3 separate regions of the Homo sapiens genome follow, and all the other regions are linked to region 2. The links are chromatin contacts, found by Hi-C or POLR2A ChIA-PET in ENCODE. All regions are on one chromosome and are shown on one strand. The core of a region is the stretch at or near the end of the contact, and the rest is flanking DNA. Distances in the headings are between cores, read along the strand shown. Region 1 holds the start of THAP8 (THAP domain containing 8). Region 2 holds the start of ZNF585B (zinc finger protein 585B). Region 3 holds the start of CATSPERG (catsper channel auxiliary subunit gamma).

Region 1 (4,710 bases), core at 1,896-4,395, 1.2 Mb after region 2:
GCACTCATGTTGTCTTATCTGTCGATCAGCATTACTGGGCCCTGGTATGAATGGTCACTTTTAGACTAGGTCTTTGCAAGACAGATCAACTCTGTGCTGCCAAACAAAAAAAATAAATAAATATTACCCCAAATACACAGTCATAATATCAGTATTAGCTAACATGAATAGAGTACTTGCCATATGCCAGTGTTGTTCTAAGTGCCTAGGATATGTAACCTCATTGAATCCTCACAAATACCCTATGAGAGATTTCTACATCATTATTCTCATTTTACAGATAAGAAAACTGAGGCACAGATAAGTTCATAACTTGGCGGGGCACAGTAGCTCACGCCTGTAATCCTAGCACTTTGGGAGGCCGAGGCAGGCAGATCGCTTGAGCTCAGTAATTCAAGACCAGCCTGGCCAACACGGCGAGACCCTGTCTCTACCAGAAAACACAAAAAAATTAGTCAGGTATGGTGGCATGCGCCTGCAGTCCCAGCTACTCAGGAGGCTTGAGGCAGGAAGATCACCTGAGCCCAGGGAGGCTGAGACTGCAGTGAGCCGAGATCAACCCAGTGCACTACAGCCTGGATGACAGAGTAAGACCCCATCTCAAAAAAAAAAAAAAAGAAAAGAAAAAGCGAAGTTCATAACCTGCCAGGAAGAACAGGACTAAAGTTTAAGCTCAGGCTGCCTGGGTCCAACCATACCATCAGCAGCAGTCTGTGCTCTTAGCCACTTTGCTATAACGCCTCTCTGAATTTGCTATTGTTATATGTAGTTTAATAGCTCAAAGGGCACTTTCAGGAACATATAAGATAAAGGCTATGAAGTATAGGGTGCTGGGTGACAGATGAAGGTGGCTGTTTGCTTTAGAATGGGGTTCGAGAAGGCCTTTCAAGATAGCGACATTCAGGCTGAGACTTGAAGGATGGGAAGGAGCCAGACAGGCAGATTGCAGCAAAAAGCCCAGGCTGAGGACTCACCAATCACAAAGGCCAGGAGGCAGAAAAGAATATGGAGCCTCAGGAAAACCAAAAGCAGGCCAGTGTGACTGAACCTTGGTGACAGAGAGCACATGGGAGGTACAGCCAGAGCCCTGTAGCCAGGAGTGGGCGGTATAATCACAGTGCAGGAGAAAGTCATGGGGCAGGAACAAGCTCCACCAGCAGCTACCAGGTATCCTCCCTTTATCTGGACTCCGTGCCAAGAAGATCACAATTAAAATTTCATTTCCCTCCAATGCAATAGTATAATTTATTTATTTATTTATTTTGAGACAGAGTCTCACTCTGTCGCCCAGGCTGGAGTGCAGTGGCATGACCTCAGCTCACTGCAACCTCCGCCTCCCAGGTTCAAGCGATTTCTCCCGCCTCAGCCTCCTGAGTAGCTGGGATTACAGGCGCGCGCTAGCATGCCGGGCTAATTTTTCTACTTTTTGTAGAGACGGGTTTCACCATGTTGGCCAGGCTGGTCTTGAACTGATCTCAGGTGAACAGCCCACCTTGGCCTCCCAAAGTGCTGGGATTACAGACGTGAGCTACCGCGCCCTACCAGTAGTATGGTTCTTATCATCTCCATTTTATAAAAACAGATTTTGTGCCTACACAGCTGGAAAACAATTTTTTTAATTGCCGCTGTGCTAATGGAATTCCTTCTACCTACTGTGAAATCATTTCTTTCCATTTTTCTGTCTCAGGATTTAGGGAACTGTTCTGTACGCCCTCCTCCCCAGGCAGCACTGCAGAGATTTTATAAATAACTTCTCACGTCTTTCTCATAGTTTTGAGTGACAATATGGATTAAGAATCCCACCTTGGTGAGGAAAAAGGATAGAGATCGCAGAAGGTGAGAGAAGGCGGGGTAGAAGCGAGGAAGAGTTGGGGCAGGTAACACTCTGGACCGAACCCTCGAAGGGACCTTAATGACTCAGCGGGGGCCAGGGCAGTGAGGCTGCAGTGAGCTATGATCGTGACGTCTAAAGGCGATAGAACGGGGGTTAAAATATAGCAGGACTAGGCTGTGATTTACAGAAGCAAAATGCATTTCCACGGGTGGGAACCAGCGAGGAACCCCCGAATTGCTCCAACGCTGAGGGTGGAGCCGGGAAAGCAGCGAGGAGAAAGTGGGAGGGGCCGTGGCTAAAGGGGCGGGGGTTAGGGGACGAGGCATGGCAGGGAACAACCTGAGGGGACTGGCCGGGGGCTGATGTCGGGGCCACAGTTCTCAGGACGGGACTAGGGGAAACCTAGGAAGCCTGGAACTGGGGTAGACATGGCGAGCAGCTTCTCACCCGGTTCTGCACCGTCTCCTCGGAGGCCGTCGAGAGTCGCGTCCGCCGCCGTAGGCAGATTGGTGGGGCGGGGGGCGGGGAGGACTGGCCCCTCCGCGCCGGAACTCCCGCCATGACAGAGGGCAGCTTCTCCCCTGCATCGTTCCGCGCATAGCCTCCGGACCCTACGGCCGCCATCGTCACGCCGGAGGCGGGCGACCGTTACATCCCCTAACCGCCGCTGCCGCCACCGCCACGACCCACTGGAACAGCGAACAGCCGCGGGAAAGCCGGCGCCACCGCCTATTGGACGCGACGGGCCCGGCCTAGCCAATCGCAGGGATGCCGGGCGGCGCTTAGAACCAATGGGGGCGAAGAGGCGGAGCGAGTGCCTGGCGGGGCGGGGCCACAGCCAGTGTACTGGATGCCTGATTAAGCGTCATGGGGTCTTTCATCCAGACTGCGTTTTCATTATTCGCTGAAACATACAGGTTTTAATTTTTACGAGGCTAAGGCCACGGCCGCCTCACCTCGGTTTTTGCCGCCACCTAGAGGAACTATGTGCGCCCCAACGGTTGCCCGGATGTAGGCGTAGGGTGGAGCCGTAAGAGATTGACTAGCCAGTTGATTTGGTTGGCGCAGGCTCAGAAACGCCGTGACGCCGCCCTTCCCCCCAACACGTGATGAAAGTCGGGGTGACGAAGGGCCGGCTTTGCGCAGGTGCACAGTACTCGCTATGGCCCATTCGTCACGTGACGAGGGCGGGACTGTGGCACTGTGGAGGGGCGCCTAGTAGGCAGGCGCTCTCAGCTCTCTCCCCGGTACGTGACGAGACTCCACGGACGTCACGTGAGGCAGGCGGCGAGCGCGGGTGGGGCGGGGTTAGGCGGCGCTCCGCGAGAACCAAAGTGCAGCCGCTGACCCGGCAAAACTCAGCGGGGGCTGGATAGCCATGCCCAAGTACTGCAGGGCGCCGAACTGCTCCAACACTGCGGGCCGCCTGGGTGCAGACAACCGCCCTGTGAGCTTCTACAAGTGAGCGCAGCGCGGGGCGGGGCTTGAGGGAGGCGGGACCCTGAGAGGGGTGGGGCCCGAGCATTAGTGCTGCTGTGCGGGGCTTCTGGTCTTGCTTGAGGGTGTTAGGAAGTGGGGTTAAACCATGAGGAGATGGCCTTCCTGGCAGTGTCCATTGCACATACAAAGGTGCAGGCGTGGGAAACAGGAGTAGACGATTGACTACAGATAGCGAGCGAAGCGAGCCGAAGAGTGAAAGGGATGTAAGAAGTGAAGTCGGTGCAGGCTGTTAGAGAGCCTGCAGATGCCCACTTGCCCTCCCCACGCATTTGAGCCATCTGAAACTCAGAGCATCCGAAACTGAGCTTGCGATCGTGTCTCCCCAAAACCTTCCAGTCTGTCTTATCTTAGTAGCGTGCTTCATTCTTCTTGTTGCTTAGGTTTAAAAAATGTCATCCTTACCTCTTTCGTCATACTTGGGAAAGTCAGAATTAGCTTCGACTGTAAAAGATCTGTCTCCTTATTTATCTGGCTGACATAAGCCAGTTGGTGGAAGAATTACTAGGAAAAAACATTTCTTTGCTTTTTTTTTTTTTTTTTTTTGAGACAAGATCGCTTTGTCGCCCAGGCTGGAATGCAGTGGAACGATCACAGCTCACTGCAACCTCGACCTCCCGGGCTCAAGTGATCCTCCCACCTCACCCTACCAAGTAGCTGGGACCAGAGGCACGCGCCACCATGCCTGGATAATTTAAATTTTTTTTTTTTTTTTTTTTTTTTTTTTTTTTTGCCAGGCTTGGTGGCTCACGCCTGTAATCCCAGCACTTTGGGAGGCCGAGGCGGGCAGATCACCTGAGGTCAGGAGTTCGAGACCAGCCTGGCCAACATGGTGAAACCCCGTGTCTACTAAAAATACAAAAATTAGATGGGCGTGGTGGCTCATGCGTGTAATTCCAGCTACTCCGTGGGCTGAGGCAGGAGAATCGCATGAATCCAGAAGGCAGAGGTTGCAGTGAGCCAAGATGAGGCCACTGCAATCCAGCGTGGGCAACAAGAGTGAGACTCCGTCTCAAAAAAAAAAATTTTGTTTTTAAAGAGAGAGATGGGATCACCCTATGTTGTCCAGTCTAGTCTCAAACTCCTGGGCACAAGCAGTCCTCCTGCCTCGGCCTCCCAAAGTGCTTGGATTACAGGCGTGAGCCACTGCACCCAGCCAGGAAAAAATATTTCTCTTGGACATACTGCAGATGTAAAGTGGCAGAATTCCCATCCTTTGAGTGTCTACTGCTTTCTTAGTAGGAAACTTTGGTTGTCTAAAGTCAGAGATGATCACAAACTTTGCTGTTTGAAATCACATCAAGTAAGAATGAAACATCTCACTTTTGCTTGGAGGAGCTAAGTCACTTTGACACAGAAAAGCAGTCCCTATTTACAAT
Region 2 (4,465 bases), core at 524-3,023:
TAGAGGCAGGGTTTCACCATGTTGGCTAGGATGGTCTCGATCTCTTGACCTCATGATCCACCTGCCTCGGCCTCCCAATGCGTTGGGATTACAGGCATGAGCCACTGCGCCCAGCTGGGATTGCTTTTGAGCCTGGGCAGTCAAGGTTGCAGTGAGCCATGATTGTGCCATTACACTCCAGCCTGGGTGACAGAGTGAGACTCTGTCTCAAAAAAAAAAAAAAAAAAAAAGCAAGATTTTCTTCAGGTGTTTTTAGTCACACGTTGGCCATATTAAAGACTGTTATTATTATTATTGTGCTGTTGTTGTTGTTGTTGTTGTTTTGAGATGGAGTTTTGCTCTTGTTGCCCAGGCTAGAGTGCAATGGCATGATCTCGGCTCACTGCAACCTCCGCCTTCTGGGTTCAAGCGATTCTCCTGCCTCAGCCCCCCAAGTAGCTGGGATTATAGGCACACACCACCATGCCCAGCTAATTTTGTATTTTTAGTAGAGACGGGGTTTCACCATGTTGGTCAGGCTGGTCTCGAACTCCCCACCTAAGGTGATGTGCCCGCCTCGGCCTCCCAAAGTGCTGGGATTACAGGCATGAACCACCACGACCAGCCAAGACTATTATTATTTTTATTGTTGCTGCTTACTATAGTTGTGCTTGAGTTAGCTAGGGTGGATGCTGATGGAGATTAAGGGGATTAAAATATCTATACCTCCCAAAGCCTTCTACCAGCCGTTTCAAAGGGGATGCTTAGACTTCTAACCCCTCTTCCATGGTATCTCCTAGAAGAGGATTGTACTAACCCAACTTCTACCCTATTTCCTAATGTGTTTTCAACTACTAAAAATTGTACCTCCCTTCCTGCAGGATACTACCTACTGTGACATAACTCCGTCTTGCCTAGTGGTTTCACCCAGGAGTGAACTCAGATCCCAGTCCACCCTTCTCCTGAGTGGTGTCTCCAAAAAATAGATTGTACCATCCTGATGCCTCCTCTTATCTCCCTTATTTCTCTCAGGATCCCTGGCTTCCTAGTTCCCCCATGGTTTCTCCTAGTAAATCGTTGTTTTCTGCAGTGTGCCGTAACCAAGGGGTAACTTAGGTATTGTAAATATAACAGCCGGAGGCGGTGGCTCACGCCTATAACCCCAGCATTTTGGGAGGCCGTGGTGGGTGGATCATTTGAGGTCAGGAGTTCGAGACCAGCGTGACCAGTAGAGACGTGAAACTGCGTCTCTACTAAAAATACAAAAAAATTAGCTGGGTGTGGTGGCGCTTGCCTGTAATCCCAGCTACTCGGGAGGCAGAGGCAGGAGAATCGCTTGAACCTGGGAGGCAGAGGTTGCAGTGAGCCGAGATGGCGCCACTGCACTCCAGCCTGGGCGACAGAACAAGACTCTGTCTCAAAACAAACAAACAAACAAAAAAAAACATAAAGCTCCAGATCCTATCTTCAGGAACTTCTTCTTGGGTACAAGCGTGGTCACACTGGTTACAGTCTTGCATTCTATGTGAAAATCCTTGCCTTACTCTAGTCAACACTCCAGGAGGCGGACTCCTCCACTGTACGGAATCGATACGCATCAAAGATGGCGACCCACACAAATAAACACCATAAGGGCGCGGTTATATTCTCTGCCCGTGAGCGCCGATTACGGAAACTGCACGATGTCTCTAAATATGTGTGTGCTCCCTGTTGACTGTGGGCTGAAATTGGCTTCCAAGTTAATTTAGAGCATGCGCAATATCAACAGTCCATAAGGGGAGGTGCTAGAAGTCGGACCGGAAGTGGAAGTGGTCCCCGAAGGCTATTTCGCCGCTGGCGTCAGGACTATTTTCACGTTTTAATGCCGAGAGGTCTCTGTGACGATTTTGGTTGGTTGCAATTAGGGATTCTGTGAAGTCAGTAATAGAGGAGTTGTCTGTGGAATTAGTGATGGTGGTTTCGGGGCATGGTGATGGGGGTCTGTGACGTCCGTTGATGGTTGTCTGTGACAGGGATTTCTCGGGTCATTGATGGGGCTCTTTGGGATGAGTGATTGGGGTTTGGGGGTCAGTGACGGGAGTCTGTGGTCAGTGACTGAGGGCCTGTAGGGTCAGCTATGGTGGTCGGTGAGGACTGTGATCAGCTTGCTTTCTGACCTGAGTTGAAAGTTCAGTTCTTTCCATTTCAGCCTGTAATATAAAGATTAACAAGTTTTGATGTGTAGCAGTTTCGTATTGTTCAAATCTAAGTGTTTAAAAATTTTTTTCAGTAATTGTTTTTCTTTGACCCATGAGCTGTTTAGAAGTGCACTTTATGGCCGGGCGCGGTGGCTCAAACCTGTAATCCCAGCACTTTGGGAGACCCAGGCGGGCGGATCATGAGGTCAGGAGATCGAGACCATCCTTGCTAACACGGTGAAACCCCGTCTCTACTAAAAATACAAAAAATTAGCCGGGCGTGGTGGCGGGCGCCTGTAGTCCCAGCTACTCTGGAGGCTGAGGCAGGAGAATGGCGTGAACCCGGGAGGCGGAGCTTGCGGTGAGCCCAGATCTTGCCACTGCACTCCAGCCTGGGCCACAGAGCACCAAAAAAAAAAAAAAAAAAAAGAAGTGCACTTTATGTTTCAATTAGTGTCTGTAGGTGATGCTTCAGTTGAACAATTGCTTTATGGCCTAGTTCTTCCTCATTTTTCATAAATGTCACATCTATTACATGAAAAGAGTGTAATATGTTCTCTAATTTGTATTGTTATGGATATTAATCATATGTTATATATATTATGTATCTCCTCACAGATTATTTTGTTGAGGAAGGTAAACTACTCACATTGGAAAAGTTATTTGTCCACCTGTCCTTTCTTCTGTTTCTGCTTTATATATTTAAAACTATATTATTGGGATCAGTTGAGTGTATTGCTAGATATGACTGACCGGGCCTGGTGGCTCACGCCTGTAATCCCAGCACTTTGGGTGGCCAAGGTGGGCAGATCACCTGAGGTCAGGAGTTCGAGACCAGCCTGGCCAACATGGAAAAACACCTCTAACCAAAAATACAAAAATTAGCTGGGTGTGGTGGTGGGTGCCTGTAATCCCAACTACTCGGGAGGCTGAGGCAGAAGAATCACTTGAACCTGGGAGGCGGAGGTCGCAGTGAGCCAAGATCATGCCATTGCACTCCAGCCGGGGCGACAAGAGTGAAACTCCATCTCAAAAAAATAAAAAAATAGATATGACTAAATAGCTCAAAAGACATTATAGCAATTCAAGCTTCAACCAATAATTTATAAAAGCAATTTGCCTAAATGCTTTCCAACAGTGGATGTTGTCACTTTTTTTTTTGAGACAGAGTCTTGCTCTGTCGCCCAGGCTGGAGTGCAATGCCGTGATCTCCGCTCATTGCAACCTCTGCTTCCCTGGTTCAAGCTATTCTCCTGTCTTAGCCTCTTGAGTAGCTGGGATTTCAAGTGCCCGCCACCACGCCTGGCTAATTTTTGTATTTTTAGTAGAGACAGCGTTTCGCCATGTTGGCCAGGCTGGTCTCGAACTCCTGGCCTCAAGTGATCCATTGTGCTTGGTCTGTTACTTTTTTAAAGCTTTTATGATTCTAAGGAAAATTTCTCTCTAATTGTTCTGACGCGTTTTTCTTTTAGTTAAGTTGGTATCTTTTTGTTAATTGCCATTTGCTTCCTTTTCTCTGAATTTTCATACCTTTTCCAGTTTCTTTTATTTTTTTTTTTGGCCTTTTTTGCTTAGTGATTGCTTAGAGTTAACATTACAAGCAAGCTATCATCACATATTGAAAAAATTTCTTATATATCTTTATGTCGAATTTTATGGTTTATTTAAACATATAATTAGGAAACATAATCAGAAATACCTGTTTTTTTCTGTTATAGCTTCTGGGTTTCCTGTCATGTGTAATAAGATCCTTATCACCCCACCACAATGCTATACAAATATATAGTCTGAAAATTATTTTAATATCCTTAGGGGTTTTAAAAAATGCATGTATTTAAATGTTTAGTGCTCCTGGAATTTGTCTACTTAATAGTGTGAGGTGGGTTGGGCGCGGTGGCTCACGCCTGTAATCCCAGCACTTTGGGAGGCCGAGGCAGGCGGATCACAAGGTCAGGAGATCAAGATCATCCCAGCCAACATGGTGAAACCCTGACTCTACTAAAAATACAAAAATTAGCTGGGCGTGGTGTCGCATGCCTGTAGTCCCAGCTACTTGGGAGGCTGAGGCAGTAGAATCACTTGAACTCTGGAGGTGGAGGTTGCAGTGAGATGAGGTTGTGTCACTGCACTCCAGCCTGGCCACAGAGCGAGACCCCATCTTAAAAGAAAAAAATATTGTGTGAGGTGGAGATCTAGTTTGTTTTATTCCAGATGCATGGCCAATTGCATGCACCAATTGGGGATATGTATACAATGAATGCCGTGTGCACACTCAATCGCATATCATTTTTATTTCATATATAGATCAA
Region 3 (4,570 bases), core at 1,611-4,110, 1.1 Mb before region 2:
TCCCGTGCTGGTGTGGTGGCGCACAACTAGTCCCAGCTATTCAAGAGGCTGATGCAGAAGGTTCACTTGAGCCCAGGAGGTCAAGGCTGCAATGAGCTGTGATTTCACCATTGCACTCCAGCCTGGGTAACAGAGTGAGACCCTGCCTCAGAAAAATAACAAAAATAACAATGGTGAATTTTATGGTGTGTGAATTATATATATGGTAAACTCCTACTCATAGCTTTAAAAACCTGGAACAAGGCCGGGTGAGGTGGCTCACGCCTGTAATCCCAGCACTCTAGGAGGCCGAGGCGGGCGGATCACGAGGTCAGGAGATCGAGACCATCCTGGCTAACCCGGTGAAACCCCATCTCTACTAAAAATACAAAAAATTAGCCGGGCGTGGTGGCAGGCGCCTGTAGTCCCAGCTACTTGGGAGGCTGAGGCAGGAGAATGGTGTGAACCCAGGAGGCGGAGCTTGCAGTGAGCCGAGATCGCGCCACTGCAATCCAGCCTGGGCGGAGCGAGACTCCGTCTCAAAAACAAAACAAAACAAAAAAAACATGGAACAAAAAAGCTTACTTGAGCACCTACTAGGTGCTTGGTGGGTTACTGGGAACTGTACACAGACAGCCTTCTTGAATCCTTAAAGCCACCAGGGTTGGATGGTGCTACCACATATTGAGATGGGGGCCAGGCACGGTGGCTCACACCTGTAATCCCAGCACTTTGGGAGTCTGAGGCAGGTGGATCACATGAGGTCAGGAGTTTGAGACCAGCCTGGGCAACGTGGTGAAACCCTGTCTCTACCAAATACAAAAATTAGCCGGGCGTGGTGTCACATGCCTGTAGTTCCAGCTACTTGGGAGGCCGAGGCAGGAGCATCGCTTGAACACGGGAGGCGGAGGTTGCAGTGAGCCGAGATCGCGCCACTGCACTCCAGTCTGGGCAACAGCGCAAGACTCCGTCTCAAAAAAATAAAATAAATAAATAAATAAAAATGTTAGAGGTGGGAAAACCAAGGCTCATAGAATGAGCCTATCCGTGCTGCACCCACTCACCTTTTCCTCGCAGGAGTAGTTGATCTTCAGGTAGTAAGGGAAGCCCAGGTATTTCTGCAAAGAGAGGTTAGGCCACACGTCCAGAAATGAGTGGAGTGCGGGTTCAAAATCCCTCTGGTTCACTTGACCCTGGTCCCCTCACCTCGCTCGGGTCGATGGGTGAGTCCACCAGCATGTGAAACAAGCTGCTCACTGTGTCCACGGGCTCTTGCTCAAAGAAGCTGTCGCTCACACCACTCTCGCCTACCCTCTTAAACTCGTTCAGGACAACCTGCCAGGTGCATTCCTGGAAATCCTTGATCGCCCACAGCCTCCACGACGCCAGGAGCACTGCCAGCAGGGCCCACAGCACCTGCACGACTCGGACTCTGGGCCACGGAGGACCGGCAGGGAACATGGCTGGGCCGCACATAACGTGGCTAGAACCTGGAGAACGCAGGAGTCAACACCCACGCGCCGGACAGCTCTCTGGAGCCCACTTTTAAGATTCCACCTCGCTTCTGCGCCTCTCACAGCACTTGCTCCTGGCCACGCCCCGGCTCTTGCTCCTGGCCCCGCCCCTGCACTTGCTCTTGGTCCCGCCCCTGCTCTTGCTCCTGGCCCTGCCCCCGCACGGACTTTTAGCCCCGCCTCTGCTCTTGTTCCTGGCTCCGCCTCTGCACTTGCTCCTGGTCCCGCCCCTGCTCTTGCTCCTGGCCCTGCCCCCGACCCTCGTGGGTATCGCACCTCTGCTATTGCTCCGGGCCCCAGCCCTACTAATGTTTCTGGCCACACCCCTGCTCCTCCGCCTCGTTCCGCCCCGCCGCCTCCACGTCTCTTCCTTTAACTTTATCCTCACCTTGCTCCTTATTCCGCCCCCTCCCTGTATTCCACTCTTGCTCTTCACCTGGTCTTGGTTTCTATTTCTCGCTTTGACAGTCCCCCTCTTAAGTTCCCCCGTACTGCTTCTGCCTGCGATCGCACCCGTGTACTTCCACCCGGCTGTGCCCCAACCTCTTGCCCCACCCTCGCACTTCTCTTGGTATCGCCGCTTTCTCCTCGCTCGGGGTCTGCCCAGGGGCTGGGTACTGTACCTGGTCTCGCCCGTCTCCGGGCCCCGCCCCTGCTCTTGCTCCCGGCCCCGCCCCTGCTCTTGCTCCCGGCCGGGCCCCCGTTTCTCGCCCGGGGCTTGCTCCTCACTCTGCTTCCGCTCCTGACCGCGCCCCTACTCCTCCACTTGGTCTTTATGGACCCGTTCCTTCCCCGGGTTCTCGGCGATTGGTTCTTCCCGCGCGGGCCCGTCGCCCCGTCCCGCCCTCTGGTAACGCCCCTCCTCCTCGCCCTGCCCCTTCTCGATGAAAACTGTCTCTTCGCCTCGGGATCTTTCCTCGCCCTTCGTTGTTTCCTCGCCCCACACCTTCTCCTTCCACGCCGGCACCAGCTTCTTAGCCGGCACCTTCTTGAGTCTCACCTTCCCCTCGTACCGCGACACCTTCTTGCCCCACTTCTTACTCTTCCTTCCCATGCCATTAACACCTGCCTGCTCTATACCCCGACTCTCCTGCCCCGCCCCGCCCTTCGCCCTTCACGTTCGGCTCCCCCTTTCCCTCCTCTGCCAGCTCCCACGACTCTTCCCCTCTTTCCCTCCTCTCCCAGCTCCCACGACTCTTCCCCTCTTTCCCCTGCCTCTCCCCTTCTCGCCTTCCCCTTCCCCTCCCCTTCCTAGTTCCTCCCCGTCCCCGGCATCCCCCCGCCCCTGGATGGCACAGCTTTTTCCCCGGCCCCGTGGTACCAGTCACTTGGTTAAAACCGGTCAACTGTCACTCGGCCGCACCAGTCCCGCCCCTCTTGCCCGGTCTCAAAATGGCCGCCCACACTTCCACAGCCGACTTCCGCCTTTGCAGAGGCACGCCCTCCTCTCACGCGGTCTCCAAGGTGACGCGCAACCCCTAAGGCACCGAGGGCTGGAGGCTGTCTCAGCACTGAGGGCGCGGGGCCTGGTCGGCAGAGGGTGCTGGAGACTACGTTTGTGCCAGGAAGGCCTTCAAGGAGTTTCTATTGGTTGTTCTGGCAGCAAGCACGGTCCCTACTTGTGCTTCCTACCCAAATATATATATATATATATTTTTTTGAGACGGAGTTTCGCTCTTTCTCCCAGGCTGGAGTGTGAAGTGGCGCGATTTCGGCTCACTGAAACCTCCGCGCCCCTGCCCCGGATTCAAGCGATTCTCCTGCCTCAGCCTCCCGAGTAGCTGGGATTATAGGCTCCCGCCACCACGCCTGGCTAATTTATTTTTTGTATTTTTAGTAGAAACGGGGTTTCATCATGTTGGCCAGGCTGGTCTCGACTCCTGACCTCAGGCGAACCACCCGCCTCGGCCTCCCAAAGTGCTGGGATTACAGGCGTGAGCCACTGCGCCCGGCCCTACCCCAAAATTCTACTCCTTAAAAAAGTGTGGTTTCCTGGAGACCTTGTGAGAATGAATAGGCTGCTTAGCACCGTCCTCTACAAAACAGGACAAGGACAGCCATCCTATACTGTTGTGGGAAGTGTGCCCGGCTCAAGTAAAATATTCATTAAGTTAATTTTCATTTGCATTCTGATGCCTTACAGGTAAGGATTCAGGCCATGACTTTTTGATGAACTCCAGACCAGACGTTTAACCCAGTGGTTTTCAAATTTGAGCATGCATTAGACTCACCTAAAAGGCTGGGTAAGCCAGGTTGGTGGGTACCACACCCTGAGTTTTTGTTTTTGTTTTAAAGATGGAGTCTCTGGCTGGGCATAGTGGCTCATGCCTATAATCCCAGCACTTTGGAAAGCTGAGGCAGGCGGATCACTTGAGGTCTGAAGTTGGATACCAGCCTGGCCAACATGATAAAACCTTGTCTCTACCAAAAAATACAACAATTAGCCGGGCATGGCGGCGGGCACCTGTAATCCCAGCTACTCGGGAGGCTGAGGCAGGAGTTGCTTGAACCCAGGAGGCGGAGGTTGCAGTGAGCCGAGATCCCTCCACTGCACTCCAGCCTGGGCGACAGAATGAGACCCTGTCTCAAAAAAAAAAAAAAAAATTAAGCCAGATGTGGTGCTGCACACCTGTAATCCCAGTACTTTGGGAGGCTGAGGTAGGAGGATCGCTTGAGGCCAGCCTGGGCAATATGGTAAGACCCTGTTGCTAACAATTTTTTTAAATTAGCCCAGTGTGGTGGTCCATCCCTGTGACCCCAGCTACCTGGGAGGTTGAGGCAGGAAGACCACTTGAGCCCAGGAGTTTGAGGCTGCAGTGAGCTCTGAAATACACGGAAATGCAGTGAGCTGTGATCACACCACTGCATTTCAGCCTGGGCAAAAGAGCAACACCCTATCTCAGGTTAGCCTTGAATTTCAGGCCTCATGTGAGCCTCCCATCTCAGCCTCCTGAGTAACTACCTGGCTACTTCCAGAATTTTTCATTCAGTAGATCTGGAGTGGGGCCTGATAATTTGTATTTCTGGCAAGTTCCTAGGTGATGCTGATACTAGTGGTCTGGAGACCACACCTTGAG

What was found. Hi-C counts contacts between places; a loop is a spot of excess contacts on that map. ChIA-PET counts read pairs that join two places held with the same protein, here RNA polymerase II (POLR2A). Pooled maps may share reads with other maps.
Region 1: a loop to region 2 is called in a map of CD8-positive, alpha-beta T cell, with 8 times the contacts of the local background. The contact joins the promoter of THAP8 here to the promoter of ZNF585B in region 2. A Hi-C loop is called at or near these places in 3 of 168 maps with a recorded cell type or tissue (CD8-positive, alpha-beta T cell, HepG2 and naive thymus-derived CD4-positive, alpha-beta T cell), 1 of 37 single-sample maps with no recorded cell type and 8 of 50 pooled maps. POLR2A ChIA-PET finds 5 or more read pairs at or near these places in 1 of 52 experiments (activated naive CD8-positive, alpha-beta T cell).
Region 3: a map of B cell shows a loop between it and region 2 (11-fold over the local background). The contact joins the promoter of CATSPERG here to the promoter of ZNF585B in region 2. A Hi-C loop is called at or near these places in 1 of 168 maps with a recorded cell type or tissue (B cell) and 8 of 50 pooled maps. POLR2A ChIA-PET finds 5 or more read pairs at or near these places in 1 of 52 experiments (activated CD4-positive, alpha-beta T cell).

What each region holds. Positions count from the first base shown.
Region 1 is chr19:36,052,720-36,057,429 of GRCh38, reverse strand. THAP8 (THAP domain containing 8) reads left to right here and starts at 3,145. Exons shown (of 4, transcript NM_152658.3): 1 at 3,145-3,295. The coding sequence starts at 3,213. It overlaps WDR62 (WD repeat domain 62), which reads right to left and starts at 2,533. Exons shown (of 32, transcript NM_001083961.2): 1 at 2,282-2,533. The coding sequence starts at 2,458.
Region 2 is chr19:37,207,844-37,212,308 of GRCh38, reverse strand. It overlaps ZNF585B (zinc finger protein 585B), which reads left to right and starts at 1,773. Exons shown (of 5, transcript NM_152279.4): 1 at 1,773-1,868.
Region 3 is chr19:38,334,120-38,338,689 of GRCh38, reverse strand. CATSPERG (catsper channel auxiliary subunit gamma) reads right to left here and starts at 2,860. Exons shown (of 29, transcript NM_021185.5): 1 at 2,815-2,860; 2 at 1,186-1,469; 3 at 1,044-1,097. The coding sequence starts at 1,455. RefSeq lists silencers at 2,073-2,242, 2,613-2,692 and enhancers at 2,813-3,022, 2,827-3,121.